2 separate regions of the Homo sapiens genome follow, and region 1 is linked to region 2. Evidence: read pairs that join two places in POLR2A ChIA-PET (ENCODE). Cell type or tissue: A673. All regions are shown on one strand.

Region 1 (8,000 bases), 200 kb after region 2:
AACTTATCTTCACAGGACAAGGGCAAGACCAGACATCAACCTTCTGCCTACACTCAGAAGAATGCACCACTGACTTTTCACATGAAAGATGTAGATTTACTGAGTGTTCATCAGTAAGTGCTCGCTGCCTGCCCTCCCTTTCTTTTTTTCCCCTCCTGCTTGTTCTTTCCCTTTCAAATACAGAAGCTCCCCAAACCCTCTGTCTTTGTTTTTGGTTTTGAGACAAGGTGTCACTCCATTGCCCAGGCTGGAGTGCAGTGGCATGATCACAGCTCACTGCAGCCTCGACCTCCTTGGCTTCTCAGCCTCCAAAGTGTCTGGGACCACAGGCACACACCACCATGCCTAATTTTTATATTTTTAGTAGAGACAGGGTCTTGCTGTTGCCCATGCTCATCTCAAACTCCCGGACTCAAGTGATCCTCCTACCTTGGCCTCCCAAAGTGCTAAGATTACAAGCACGAGTCACCACACCTGGCCCCCAAAACCCTCTTTGGAAAAGCACAGGTCAAACACAGATGCTCTGGTGACTTGTGTTTTCCCTGGTGCATCCTCAAACTTTGGCTAAATAAACCGCTACTGACTGAGACACCTGCCTCAGTTGCTTTTTGGTTAATGATATGGGTTGATTTGTTCACTTCAGCTGACCTTCAGTAGGACAGTTTTGCTTTACTACAAAGCTGTGGCAAAGGGCACAGGCCTGTGCACTTTTGAAGCCCCATGCTAGTTTCTACTGATAGCCTTAATAGTTTAATCATTGAAATGATGATTATTGCATTTAAGGTCAAAAGAGCATCACTAGGCTACGTGCTAATAGTTGTAGCTATGGGTATGTCCTAATTTTCTTAGGAGATTCTTTTATGATGTTACATGAAAGGGTTCGACTAGGCAATCTCCCGGGTCCCTTTCAGTCCTGACATTCTTCATCCTGTGCCCCTGCAAAGCAAACAGACTGCCCTCAAGTACGTCGGGTGATCTCTGGGGCCCCAAGTCCCTGGAAACTGCCAAAAGCATCTGGGTTTGCTTAGACCCCTGGGGGAAGCATGGCTCTGCCAGGTGTCACAGCTGATTTAACTAAAAGAAAGATGAGAACCAGCCAGGGGAACTGAAGCTTGACAGTGTCCCTGAGGGTCTGTCCAGTGAGAGCCAAAACAGCATGGGGAAGACAGGAGGAGATCCTCTCCAGCCCAAGATTCACAGGCTGCGCTTATTCTAACCACAGCCATCAGTCCCCAGAAATGTCCCCACGGGTCTGTAAAACCTCCGTGCCAGCTGAGAAAGGGGAGAGCTGAATCTGCTGGTGTCTGTGATGGATGGGATGAGGCAGAAACACAGGGCAGACAGGGAGGAGGGGGTGGAGGAAGAAAGGCTTAGGTAAGCAAAGATAATGTCTTCTTCCCCGGAGAAGTTTGCATGAGCTAAGATGTCCTCCCGGAGAGCTCAGATAATAGCAAACTTTCTGCTTCCAACACAGAGGGGAGATAAATGATCACTTCCTATTTAAAACCACAGCTTTATGGCCATAGATCCTATGAGCCTGTCATTCTTCTTTGCCTAGACCCTGGAAAGATGGTCTACATATTCAGACCCCACGTCTGCATGGGGGCAAGACACCGAGAGAGGATTCAATGAAGCAAACAGCTACAGGGGACTTTGGAAACAGAACTCAGAATCTTCTATCTCCTAGACTGCAAGACTCTCGGCACACTTTCTCTCAAGCTCTGCTTCTAGTACTCTGGCACATTGCCATAATCATGACCCTAGCATTGGTTACTTCATGAGGCCAGAGGAAGGCTGGCTTGAGGAGTCTCTCTTTGGGGGAGAGGAGACCCTTTATGGAAGATTAGACTTTTTTTTTTTTTTAAGAGACAGGGTCTTGCTATGTTGCCCAGGCTGGTCTTGAACTCCTGGCTTCAAGCCAGCCTCCTGCTTCAGCCTTCCTAAGTGCCAGGATTACAAGTGTGAGCCACTGCATCTGGCCCAGGATTTTTTTTTTTTTTTTTTTTTTGAGATGGATTCTCACAGTTGGCCAGACAGGAGTGTGGTGGCGTGATCTTGGTTCATGGCAACTGCCGCCTCCCAGGTTCAAGTGATTCTCCTGCCTCAGCCTCCCGAGTAGGTAGAATTACAGGCACCTGCCACCACACCCAGCTAATTTTTGTATTGTATTTTTAGTGGAGACAGTGTTTCACCATATTGGCCAGGCTGGTCTCAGAACTCCTGACCTCAGGTGATCTGCCTGCCTCGGCCTCCCAAAGTGCTGGGTTTACAGGCGTGAGCCACCGTGCCCAGCCCAGGATCCTTTTGGATCCACCTAAGCATATCATATACTGAGGCTCTCTGGAGAGGCTTGGGGGATTGAAAAATAAACTTAGTTATACAAGAAAAGTGATAAAAATTCAGGAGGAAATGAGGCCAGTGAAGCCTCTTCAACCAGGCAGGGTGAGAACTTTCTCCTGCTGACTGCTGACTTTTTGGCACAGGTGCTATTACTGAGGGCATCTATGAAGTAGTCCATGGCAAGAGTCCTGTTTATTTACAAAGCTCTGACTTTAGTTACTACCAAATTCCATCCCCTATGAGTTACGATGGAGAAAGTGAGTCATAGTGATACCACATGATTATCCATGAGTTAAAAATGAGAAGTGAGCGGCTGGGCACGGTGGCTCACCCCTGTAATCCCAGCACTTTGGGAGGCTGAGACAGGCAGATCACAAGGTCGAGAAATCAAGACCATCCTGGCCAACATGGTGAAACCCTGTCTTTACTAAAAATACAAAAATTAGCTGGGCGTGGTGGCATGTGTCTGTAGTCCCAGCTACTTGGAGGCTGACGCAGGAGAATTGCTTGAACTCGGGAGGCAGAGGTTGCAGTGAGCCGAGATCATGTCACTGCACTCTAGCCTGGGAGACAGAGAGAGACTCTGTCTCAAAAAAAAAAAAAAAAAAAAAAAAAAAAAAGTGAGCTACCACCAATCAAAATCAAAAGCCATGGTCACACGCTGCAACGTGGAGGACCTTGAGGACATTAAGCTAAGTGAAATGAGCCAGTCATAGAAAGACACATACTGCATGATTCCACTTATATAAGGGATCTCAAGCACTGAAACTCACAGAAACAGAAAGAATGGTACTTGCCAGGGGCTGGAGAGGTGAGGACTTAGCTGGGGAAAGGGCAACAAAACAGAGTTTCAGTCATGCAAGATGAAAAAGTTCTAGAAATCCGCTATACGACAGCGTACACACAGTTAACAATACTGTAGATTTTGTTAAGAGTAGATTTCATATTACGTGTTTTTTACCATAATTAAAAAAAAAATCGGCCGGGTGCAGTGGCTCACACCAGTAATCCCAACACTTTGGGAGGCCGAGGTGGGTGGATCATTTGAGGTTAGGAGTTCAAGACCAGCCTGACCAACATGGTGAAATCCCATCTCTACTAAAAATACAAAAATTAGCTGGGTGTGGTGGCATGCACCTGTAATCCCAGCTACTCAGGAGGCTGAGGCAGGAGAATCACTTGAACCTAGGAGGTGGAGGTTGCAGTGACCAAGATTGCACCATTGCACTCCAGCCTGGGTGACAGAGCAAGACTCTGTCTCAAAAAAAAAAAAAAAAAAAAAAAAAAACCATACCTCTATGCAGGGCACAATGGCTCACGCCTTTAATAACAGCACTTTGGGTGGCCGAGGTGGGCAGATCACTTGAGATCAGGAGTTTGAGACCAGCCTGGCCAACATCGTGAAACCCATCTCCACTAAAAATACAAAAGTTAGCTGGGCATGGTGGCGGGTGCCTGTAATCCCAGCTGCTGAACAGGCTGAGGCACAAGAATGGCTTAAACCCGGAAGGCGGAGGTTCCAGTGAGCCAAGGTCATGCCACTACACTCCACCCTGGGTGATGGCTGTCTCAAAAAATAAATAAATAAATAAAATAGTGTATATATATATATATATATATATATATATATATATATATATATAAAATCTATAGCTCTAAAGGTTTTGGGGTAGAATTAAAAAGAATCTATAGCTATGAGTAGCTTAACAGTTGTGTCTCTAATCCATCTTAACACTGATGCAAAGAAGAATTTGAAAACAGCAGGGAGTGGTGGCTCATGCCTGTAATCCCAGCACTTTGGGAAGCTGAGGCGGGCAGATCACTTCAGGTCAGAAGTTCGAGACCAGCCTGGGCAACATGGTGAAACCTTGTCTCTACTAAAAATACAAAAATTAGCAGGGTGGTGGTGTGCATCTGCAGTCCTAGTTACTCAGGAGGCTGAGGCAGGAAGATCATTTGAGCCTGGGAGGTAGAGGTTGCAGTGAGCCAAGAGTGCACCACTGCACTCCCACCTGGCTTATGTGAGTGAAACCCTCTCTCAAGAAAAAAAAAAAACAAAAGAAAACAAAACGAAAAAAACTTTCAACATACTACAAAGGGAATGTTTACAGTCATAGCTCTAATAAAAAGAAGTGGCAAAAAAAAAAAAAAATGGGCAAAAGATATGAACATTTTACCAAAGAGGCCGGACAGATGGTAAATGTACAGATGAAAAGATGATTGACATCATTAGCCATGAGGGAAATGCAAATTAAAGCCACACTGAGGCTGGGCGCAATGACTCATGCCTGTAATCTCAGTACTTTGGGAGGCTGAGGTGGGCAGATCACTTGAGGTCAGGAGCTGGAGACCAGCCTGGCCAACATGGTAAAACCCTGTCTCTACTAAAAATACAAAAGTTAGCTGGGCATGGTGGTGCATGCCTGTAATCTCAGCTACTTGGGAGACTGAGGTGGGAGAATCACCTGACCCCGGGAGACAGAGGCTGCATTGAGCCAAGATCGTGCCACTGCACTCTAGCCTGGGTGACAGAGCAAGACTCTCTCAAAAAACAAACAAACAAACAAAAAACCCACAGTGAAAAGACAGCACACACAATGGGAGAAAATGTGTACAAATCATACATGTGATAAGGGTTTAGTATCCATAATAAACAAGGAACTATTACAACTCAACAATAAAAAGACAACCTAGTTAAAAATTGGACAAAGGACTTGAATAGACGTTTCTCCCAAAAGGACACTATGCAAATGCCCAATAAGCACCGTAAAGATGCTCGACATCATGAGTCATTAGGGAAATGCCTATCAAAACCACAATGTGATACCACTTGAGTCCCACTAGGATGACTAAAATCATTAAGATAGACAATAACAACTACTAGTGAAGACGTAAAGAAATTGCAACCCTCATACACTGCTGGTGGGCACGTAAAATGGTGCAGCTGCTTTGGAAAACAGTCTGGCTGCTCCTGCAAAGGCTAAACATAGTTACCATCTGACCCAGCAATTCCGCTCCTAGTTAGTTACACACCCATGAAAAATGAAAGCTTATATCCGTACAAAAACCTGTTCATAGCAGCATTATTTATAACAGGCAAGAGTGGAAACAAATCAAATGCCAAACTGCTGAATGAATAAACAAAATGTGATAGCACCATACCATGAAATATTATTCAGCCATAAAAAAGAACAAAGTACTGATTCATACTACAATATGAACGAAGCTTGAAAACATTATGCTAAGTGAGACTTGCCTGAGACAGACAAATCTTACACAATAGTGTAAGATTTTCTGTATATGAGACGTCCAGAGTAGGCAAAGCCATAGAGACAGAAATAGACTAGCAATTGCTGGGGCCTGGAAGAAGCAAAGAACTGAGACTGATCAGTAAAATGGATCTGGGGTTTCTTTTGGGGGTTATAAAATGTTCTGAAGTTAAAAGTGGTGACGGTTACACATATATGTGGATATACTGAAAACCACTTAATTGTACAGTTAGAGACTCAACTGTTTACGCTATTCATAGCTATAGATTTTTTTTACTCTACCCAAAAACTTTTAAAGCTATAGATTTTTTTTAAATTATGGTAAAGAACAAAAAATATGAAATCTACTCTTATCCAGGGTGAGTTTGTGGCATATAAATCGTATCTTAACTTTTTAAAAAGCAAAACCTTAAAACCATAATGAGATAGCACTGCACACCTATCAAAACAGCTAGAATAAGAAATAGTAATTACACCGAATGCTGGCAACGAGGCAGGGAACTGGATGCTTTATCCATTGCTGATAGAAATATAAATGGTACAGGACCTTTGGAAAATTAATTTCAGGGTTTCTTTTAACACTAAAAATAGACTTACCATACAACCCAGCAATGGGACTCTTGGGCATTTATAACAGAGAAGTGAAAACTTATGCCTACACAACACTCTGTACGTGAATGTTCACCGCAACTTTATTCGTAATAGCTAAAAACTGAAAGTTACCGTAATGTCTTTCAGTAGGCAACTCGTTAAGCAATCAGCGGTGCATCTACACCATGGAATACTACCCAGCAATGAAAGGGAATCCAGTAACTTGGATTAACCTCAAGGAAATTATGTTGAATGAAAAAAGACAATCTCCAAAGGCACATATAGTATGATTATATGTACATAACACCTGAAATAACATTATAGATATGGAGAAAAGATTAAGGGTTGCCAGAGTTTAGGGATAGGTGAGGGGAAGGGTAGCTTAAAAGGGGTAGCAGGAAGAAGCCACTTGGTGATGGGACAGTTCTGTATCTTAATTGTGGTGGGGTTACCAAAAGACACACGTGATAAAATTGCATCGAGTTTTTTATTTGTTTGTTTTGGGACGGAGTTTTGCTCTGTCGCCCAGGCTGGAGTGCAGTGGCGCGATCTCGGCTCACTGCAAGCTCCGCCTCCCGGGTTCACGCCATTCTCCTGCCTCAGTCTCCTGAGTAGCTGGGACTACAGGCGCCCGCCACCACGCCCAGTTAACTTTTTTTGTATTTTTTAGTAGAGACAGGATTACAGGCGTGAGCCACCGTGCCTGGCCTCGAGTTTTACACATGTACATAAATGACTGCCTGTGTAACTATCAGGTTGGTGCAAAAAGTAATTGCAGTTTTTTGCCATTTTTGCCATTAAAAGTAATTACTTTTGTACATTTTACAGTAAGATACATGTAATAAACTTGCACAGAGTTTTACACATGTACACAAATGAGTGCCTGTGTAATGACTGAATACTAACATCTGAATAAACTCTGCAGATTTCATCAGTGTCATTGCCTGGTTTTGATATTGCACTACAGTTATACAACATATTAACAGTAGGGGACAAGGGGTGAGGGGTGCCTGGGACCCGTCTGTACATTTCTTTGCAACTGCCTGTGAATCTAAGATTATTCCAAAATAAAATGAATTTTTTAAAAAAGTAATCCCTGTAGGCCGGGCACAGTGGTTCACGCCTGTAATCCCAGCACTTTGGGAGGCCAAGGCGGGCGGATCACAAGGTCAGGAGATGGAAACCACTCTAGCTAACATGGTGAAACCCCATCTCCACTAAAAATACAAAAAATTAGCTGGGCGTGGTGGCGGACGCCTGTAGTCCCAGCTACTCGGGAGGCTGAGGCAGGAGAATGGCGTGACGCGGGAGGCGGAGCTTGCAGTGAGCCGAGATCGTGCCACTGCACCCCAGCCTGGGCGGCAGAGCGAGACTCCGTCTCAAAAAAAAAAAACAAAAAAACAAAAACAAAAACAAAAAAGTAATCCCTGTAAAATAGGAAACTAAAAATGTAACAATAATATAGCATTTGTCCCTGTTTAAGAGTAATAACTGTTTCAATAAAACTTTCATTTGATGGCAAAACAAAAAAGAAAGAAATGATACACCACACACAGTATAGTCACAAATCCTGACCCCTCCTTGCTGGAGGGCAATCTTCTTCGAGTGTGAACTGCCTACACTCAAAAACAAGCCAGGAACTCCCAGTGTGGGTCCACTGACCCGTGCACCCTCATCGGCCCTCCATTCCCTGGTATGCAGCCCTGTCCTCTGCTGTGTGCTGGCTCACCCCAGCGCCTGCACACATCCCTCCCCTGTCTAAATTCATCGTCTCTCACCTCCACCAAATCCTCCCATTTC
Region 2 (8,000 bases):
TGCTTTTTCCCCAAGTATCCCAATGCACAGGGTGCCTTAGGAGGAGGCAAGAGGACTATAAGCACTTGGAACTTCACCCTTTTACATGTGGCGGCTGCCTGGATTGTACACACCCTTTGCAAGGACTGTGGCCTGTGGAGGCGGCACATCACTTCACTGATAGCAGGAGTTGGTGGGCATCCCCATCCATGTCACTGAGATGTGGGCGGCTCATAGGGCTGGCTCTGCTAACACCAACAGGTTCTGCAGTAGATTGTGGTAGATGGGCCACACAGATTCATGTGAGGCAGTGTATTTCAGAAGCAACATTAAAATACAGGTGTGAAGGCTGGGCACAGTGGCTCATGCCTATAATCCCAGCACCTTGGAAGGCCAGGGTGAGAGGATCACTGGAGTCCAGGAGTTTGAGACCAGCCTGGGCAACATAGTAAGACCCCTGTCTCTCTAAAAAAATAGTAGGTGGGTGTGGTGGCACACACCTGTAGTCCCAGCTATTCAGGAGGCTGACGCAGGAGGATCACCTGAGCCCAGGACTTTGAGGCAACGGCGAACTATAAGCACACCACTGCACTCCAGCCTGGGCAACAGAGTGAGACCCCATCTCTAAAAAAATACGGGAATGAGAGGGTTCATCAAGGGTTGGAATGACCAGGGGAAAACTCCTGGAGGACATGGATTTGGAGGAAGGGTAGGACTTGAGCAAAAGTAAGGAGAGTCACAGGTGCAGAGCAGGCAGGGGGAGCAGAGGCCCAGAGTCACGGGCTGCTTCTTGGAGGATCTGGGAGAAATGAACAGACTCACTGAGCCTCGAGAGAGGGCTGGTGGAATTGTACTTGGTGATCATTTAGGAGAAACGATGGGCCCATCTGGTGGAAAGTGGCTCCTCAGGATACCATGGTGGCTCTCAATATGGTATTGACCAAGATTGGGAATCCATTTAATTAAGTCAAGTATAACATTCCCCTTGGTCTCGGCAATAAGAGATAAAAGTCAGAGCTAAGGAAGTTAGTAAAATTATGTATATTGCCTGCTCAGCTGCATTAATTAAAATATCTGAATCACTGAACATCAGTAGGAAGTGACAGAAAACATCCGTATCAATCACGTAATTGACAAGACAGATGAGAAACTTCTATTTGGTGGAGGATGGCCTGTTTTCTATCTTTATCTTTTCTTTTTTCAAGAGACAGGGTCTCTGTCCCCCAGGCTGGAGTGCAGTGGCATGATCATAGCTCACTGCAGCCTCGATCCCCTGGGCTCAGGTGATCCTCCCACCTCAGCCTCCTGCAGAGCTGGGACTACAGGTGCACACCACCACACCTGGCTAATTTTTGAATTTTTTTGTAGAGACAGGGTCTCACTTTGTTGCTCAGGCTGGTCTTGAACTCCTGGGCTCAAGTGATCCTACTGCTTCATCCTCCCAAAGTGCTGAGATTACAGATATTAACCACTGTGCCTAGTTGAGAATTTTTTTTTTGAGCCTTATTCAGTGACAGTTCATCACCTAGCAGTATTTTATGTGGAGTGCACAACCACAGCCACACTATTCCATTACGGATGTCACTCAGAAATAAGAAGGAACATGTACAGCTGGTCCATCGTTCTGTCTAGAAGCAGACCTGCACCTTGATGCTTTAGATGGTGGCTGACTGTTATGTTCCTGAGGCTGTCGGGGAAGGAATCGTTCATTTCCTTCTGGAACTTAGTTGCCATGTTGGCTGCAAAGCCACGATAGATATCTTTGGTCTAACTCGGCCTTAACTTGCCTAAAATAGTTTAAACGTGTTTCATCTTGTTCTTCTCTAAAAGGAGATGGAGAACAGTTGGTCAACATTCTCGGTGTATTTTTTCACTGAGTTAGAGGATTGGTGTTAATTCAGGGATCACTGCACTTCTAGAAGTTGATGTGGGGCGTGGGATTATGATGAGCTCTTGGAAACCAGGGGTTCCAGCCAGCACAGTGTTGGGGCGAGGACCTCTATCCTCAAAGCCACCCAGCAGGGGACTTGAATGTAAGCGTCCTCCTCTGTCTGCCATTGATTAGATATGAAGGAGGCCTGTGCCTTTCACTTAAACTTGGGGATTCTCAGTTTCTTGTATATAAAATAAATGTGCTGGGCTAAATATCTCCTGTAAATTTTTTTTCTGGTTTTAACATTGTGTGTTTCTATAGACTTGTGAGTTGGCATCCTTTAAGTATGTAAATATCTACGTGTCAAGGATACTGGCCATCATTGTTCCTGTCTTCACTCCGTACAGCCAAGAAGAAGGATTCAGTCAATGGACCTCCCCAGCGTCTGTCTTCTGAGTGATCTCGATTCTTTTCATCTTTCCCCATAGCGCCTCTGTTCCCAGTCCTTTCGTCTTCACTCCTCGATGTGGTTGCTCCCCAACAGAGCTTGCTTTTTATTTGTTTCTCACTTAAATACCATATTTTGGTCCATGACTATAAGCATTACATCATTGTTCTCATCCTCTCCGACTGTTAGTGTCACAACAGGGTTTTATGTAACTGAGAAATTGTCATACAGGGCACAGATGAGTAGGTGGAACATCCAGATGAGAGTTTTCTCTCTTTCTCAACAGCCACTTGGTGACAGCCCACAGCGAACATTTTATCACACCGTGGGCTGCAGCCAGACCCCCGGTGTTGGAGAGGACAGGGCCCCCTAAGTGGGGAGACTTGTAGGGCCTGCTCCTCTTCGTGGACCTGACTCATCGCACGTGGGCGACGTAAACCCAGCCTGGCTTTGAGGAGCCCCATCCCACACATGGCAGTCCCACAGAGTCGCTCTGAACACAGTGTTTTTAAGGCACTTTTCTTCCTTGTGGAATTGCTTCTTTAGATACTTGATGTGGGAGGGAGGTCACGTTTTGTCGTGGTGGGAAAGAGGGGGAGGGCAGCATTGTGGAGCTCCATTTGTTCTTTGTCATGATTAAAAACCAAAACCCTGGAATGACTACGGCAGTCTTCTTAATCAGATTTCACAAGAAAGGCTTGACTTAAGTACAGAGTAGGCGTCACGCCGTGATCACACAGCAGGTAGGCCCCCATGGGAGACCCCAGAAGGGCCGCACAGCAGTGCCGTTTGTGGCCACATTGCTCTGAAATGCCTTCCTTGGCACAGTTGACTTCCTCCATCCCGCGGAGTTCCAAGGCCCTCCCACATTTCAAAAGCCCAGTGGCCCCAGCTTCTACTCCCTCCCCGTTCCTTAGCCTCACTCCTCCATGATTGGCTTTGGGAGCATTTAAACAGCAGTCCCAGCTCAGATGAGAATGGTAATTACATACCAGTATGGTGCTTTCATGGGGACTTCTCATGCCTGTGGTGAAACTCGAGGCTACTGGACAGATCAGGGTAAGCTGCTCTTTGGCGATACTTTTTTTTTTTTTTTTTTTTGAAACGGAGTCTTGCTGTGTTGCCCAGGCTGGCGTGCAGTAGCACGAGCTCAGCTCACTGCAGCCTCTGCCTCCCAGGTTCAAGCGATTCTCCTGCCTCATCCTCCCGAGAAGCTGGGATTACAAGCACGCATCACTGCACCTGGTTTTTATATTTTTAGTAGAGACAGGGTTTTACCATGTTGGCCAGGCTGGTCTCAAACTCCTGACCTCAGGTGACCCACCGGCCTCAGCTTCCCAAAGTGCTGGGATTACAGGCGTAAGCCACCATGCCTGGCCTGGTGATATGTTTTTAATTTAATTGTTTTTTTTTTTTTTTTTTTTGCCATCCTGATCTATTGCTAGAGGCAATTCATTCCTCATGAATGACAGCTCTAGGTGAAGGCTGATAGAGACCAGAGAAGGAGGCTATCCCAACAGAAAAGATCAGAGCTGTCCCAAAAGCCTTCTGCTCTTCTTCTGTGACTTTGGATGGAAGACAGACTTCAGGCAGAGAACGCTCCTGTGTTTCAGCCTGATTTTTACTTGCCAACAGTCTGGATTGCAATACTGGAAACCTGGGTGAAGCAGCAGCTGTTTATCAAGATGCTCCTGGTAAAAGTCCCTCATTGTCTTAATTTTTTCTTTTTTAATATCCCTGCTGCTGCAAATTCTGCTACTGACAGGAAGCTGACCTGACCCAGCACATTCAGTATCACCTCCTTGTCTTGATGTCATTCTTACTGAGGCCAAATTCTCTACTGAAATGTGTGTCTGGGGTTGCAACAACACGAAGCTTAATTTTATTTTTCCTGATCTTTAAGTTCTGTTTAGCATCTCTGAAAAGGCCACTGCTGGGTAGAAATGTCATCTTTCTCTCTCACTGTTTGAGAGAAATCTTCTCGTGTCTTCTCTGATACGCAGTGTCGCAAACTGTTAGAAACTTGATTACAGTTTGATTTAGTAGCTGGTGTTCCTTCCCCCACCAGCAGGGGGGGCATCGCTTCGTCCCACTTCCTGGTGGAAGTTCCTCAAGGACCGGAAGACCAGCTGTGATCTGAGCGTCTAACCCTGGACACAGATACCTACTGGCATTGTTTACAATGAGAGGCCATGTGCAACTCTTCCAAATTGAGCTCCAGTTCTTTTCCTTGCAGGCGTAACTCTAGGACACAGTGGCATGTGCCCATCAAGACAGGAAACTGAGGCATAGGCAAGGTAATGAATCCTCTAGTTTACTGTGGCACAGAGCCCAGCCTATAATCCTGTCCTCTGATTCCATGCTGGATCTGAGATAACAGACTTGTTTTTTAGAGTAAATTCAGTATTTTCAGTTTTTTTTTTTTTTGTTTTTTTTTTTTTTGAGACAGAGTCTTGCTCTGTTGCCCAGGCTAGAGTGCAGTGGTGCAATCTTGGCTCACTGCAACCTCCACCTCCTCGGTCCAAGCAGTTCTCCTGCCTCAGCCTCCAGAGTAGCTGGGACTGCAGGCATGCACCACCGCGCCTGGCTAATTTTTGTATTTTTAGTAGAGACGGGGTTTCACCATGTTGGCCAGGCTGGTCTCAAACTCCTGACCTCACGTGATCCGCCCACCTCAGCCTCCCAAAGTGCTGGGATTACAGGCGTGAGCCACTATACCCGGCCTGGTGCTGGACTGTTGGCTTTTATCTTCTGGCATCGAGGACTGCCCCTGTCCCCCAGGCTGCTCCCTCCTGATGTGTCACCGTCCTCCGCCCACTGGAGGGGTCATGTGTGAAGGACAGAGAGGAGAGGCCACACAGACTTCCATGGAGGTGAGCAAAGCACCCTGAACGTGGGCTTCCTAGGAGGCTAAGGGCTTCGCCGTTTCCTCCACCCTCTCAGCAGAAACTGCTTCTTGGCACGTCCTTGGGGCTCGGGAAAGGGAAAATTCTTTTCTACTTCAGAAGAGCATGAAGATTGATTACCACGAGCCCCACACCCACAAGACAGCTGCTGTCTTAGTTTCAGTCCCCTTGGTTACGCCTTGTTCTTCTCTCTTCTTTGGTAAGGAAAATGGGCAATTTAATTGTTTTAAAAACAAGATGAAAGGTTTCTGAAACTCTTTTTTTGTTTTTTTGAAGTCTCTCGAGTCTTTCCGTTCGCCAGGAATACTTGCTCTAAATCAATATAAAGTAGCTTGGTTCCCGCAAAGTGGAATTTTCCATAAGTGGGCTGGTGGTGAGTCTCACAGTAGTAAATCCAATTATTTTGAATTTTCTACCTAGTTTTATAAAAAGCATGAGTTAATCGTGGTCTCTGAGAAGGACCACATCTCTCCACAGGGGTCTCTGATGGCTCCTTGGACACTCTGGTGAGGCTGAGTGGTTTACATGGAGCTTAACTTTTATTTACTGGTGTAAACTTGATAAGCCGATGGGATATTGTTTTGTCAGGAATAGCAAAGAAAGCTGAGTTAATAGCACCCAAGATCTGACCAGGAGGAGGTTCTGAGAGATCGTGTAACAAAGTATTTCTTTCTGCCCTTTGCCCCTAAACCTGGTAGACCCGAACTTCCTTGGAGAAAAGGTATTTTTTTTTTTTTTTTTTGAGATGGAGTTTCACTCTTGTTGTCCAGGCTGGAGTGCAATGGCAGTCTTGGCTCACTGCAACCTCCACCTCCCAGGTTCAAGCGATTCTCTTGCCTCAGCCTCCTGAGTAGCTGGAATTACAGGCATCCACCACCGCGTCTGGCTAATTTTTGTATTTTTAGTAGAGACGGGGTTTCACCTTGTTGGTCAGGCTGGTCTCGAACTCCTGACCTCAGGTGATTCATCCTCCTTGGCCTCCCAAAGTGCTGGGATTACAGGCGTGAGCCACCGTGCCGGCCAGAGAAAAGGTATTAAAGGGAGAGCAACATGAGTGACAAGCACATTCACACACTGAGAGTTAGGGTGAATTCTGCCTCTTTTCTCCTCAAAGTTCCTGTCTGAAATCATGTGTTCATGGAAAGGTATTTAGCAAACTGCTCTTGCTTTTACCTAATACAGGTACTTGCCAATTGGCAGTTGCTTCCATTCCCAAATTCATTTGTTCCCTGCCTCTGCCCGTCCTGTGTTATTTTTTCTTGTACCTACTCACCAAAAATATTTCAGGCAGCAAAGTTGACTTGTAGCCCAGTCGTGTGGAATTTGGAAGACATTTTTCCACAGAAATAATGGTGTGTGGCGACTAGGTTGGGTTCAGTTGAATCACCAAGTGCTGACCAATCAGGACATACGGAGATGAGAGCTCTGCCCTGCCCCTCCAGCAGCGTGAAATCTGATTTGACAGTGGGATTTATGCAGCAGTAAAGGGACATTGGAGGTACAGAGGGAGTCAGAGGAGGCCATTGTGTTACAGGATTTTGATGAATGCACCTGGGAACCCAACCGTTGTGCCCAATGTGTGTCAACTGAGTACAGCCGCCCCCACGCTAACCCCACTCTCTGCAGCTCCAAAACGCTGGCTTTGGGCAAGCCTAAGGGATATCCTGAAGGCTGGACGTGCCGACTGGCTTGCATAGGTCCCTTGTAATATCTCCAGGTGGGTGGGTTTCCCTATAGCCACTGACAGAGCCCCCAGGGACTTTGCCTTGTCATTTGAGGGGATGTGCCTTCTGTTGTGTCTGGGCCAGGAGAATAGGCCCTTTCCTGCTTTGTCTGGAGGCTGGGGACATCTTACACAAGCCATGGAGCCTTTCAGTGACCGCCTGTCTTTGTTAGTAGCTCCAAATAAGCAAGAACTCAAAGCATCCCTCTTGCAGGAGGCATGGGAGCAGCAGGGAGTCCTTGTCAGGTTCCCCAATCACACGTGAATTCTGCTGCATACGATTAGAATACAATTTCTCCTTGACTAGGAAGCTCTCGGGTATCTCCAGGCAGCACTGGCCAGGAGATGGAACTGTGGCTGCATAGTTCAGAGCCCTCATCACTTTCCGAGGCCCCGGAGGGACTGTGCTGGGCACCTCCTGGGTCTGGAAACTCGTTGGTCTTCTGCAAGTTTGGAAGCTGGACGCTGTGATTTTTTGGAATTACAGCAGAGTCCTTGCCACGCGTCATAAAACTGGTAACACAACACTGGCCGGTTCGGCTGGTTCTCAGGCAGGAAAACTGGCGTCTGACAAGATCAGAGTGAGAAGTGGACTCTCCCAGGGCTATGTACCTCACCACAGCTGAAACAAGAAAATGGATGGGTTGGGGGCTATGCTAGAAAGGCCGGGTGAATTCAGCAGGTTGGTGAAACAGTGCAGCTGACTCCCGATCACAGGAGGCGAGCAGGAGAGAGAACATCCTCGTGGATCTCCACGGTTTGGCCCGGTTTGGCCACCATATCAAATTATCAGGAGAGTTTTGAAAATTGCCTGAGAATGTTATATTTTCCACGAATTTCCGTGAGATGAAAAATAGCTATTTGAAGTGATCTTGGTGGGCTTTTTCAAACAATGTTTCAAAGGACCCTTGATTCCAGCAATCACAAGTGAAATTAGAATTTAGGGTATGGGTGTGTGTGCCATTATGCAATTTTAAAAATATTTCATGTTGGTGGAAATGTCATTTCCAAATCAATTTGCTTTGTCTTGTTTGCTGGGTGACATGTCACTTCTATATTCACCCTCTGGCT

The links. ChIA-PET counts read pairs that join two places held together with the same protein. Peaks named below come from ENCODE experiments on the same cell type or tissue, not always from the same donor. Only the 100,000 strongest peaks of a DNase experiment are listed, where the experiment ranks them.
Region 1: POLR2A ChIA-PET joins it to region 2 with 11 read pairs; 3 of 35 experiments call an interaction of 5 or more read pairs at or near these places.

What each region holds. Positions count from the first base shown.
Region 1 is chr10:12,979,192-12,987,191 of GRCh38, forward strand. All of the region lies in intron 2 of CCDC3 (coiled-coil domain containing 3), which reads right to left. Among named protein-coding and RNA genes, the nearest start is that of CCDC3, 19 kb to the right of the region's middle. In A673, no CTCF peak of the experiment used is centred here; no DNase peak of the experiment used is centred here.
Region 2 is chr10:12,778,269-12,786,268 of GRCh38, forward strand. All of the region lies in intron 5 of CAMK1D (calcium/calmodulin dependent protein kinase ID), which reads left to right. Among named protein-coding and RNA genes, the nearest start is that of MIR548Q, 57 kb to the left of the region's middle. In A673, CTCF peaks have their summits at 4,370 (motif pointing right) and 4,573; DNase peaks (open chromatin) are centred at 3,103, 4,383 and 5,333; H3K27ac peaks cover 1,581 bases.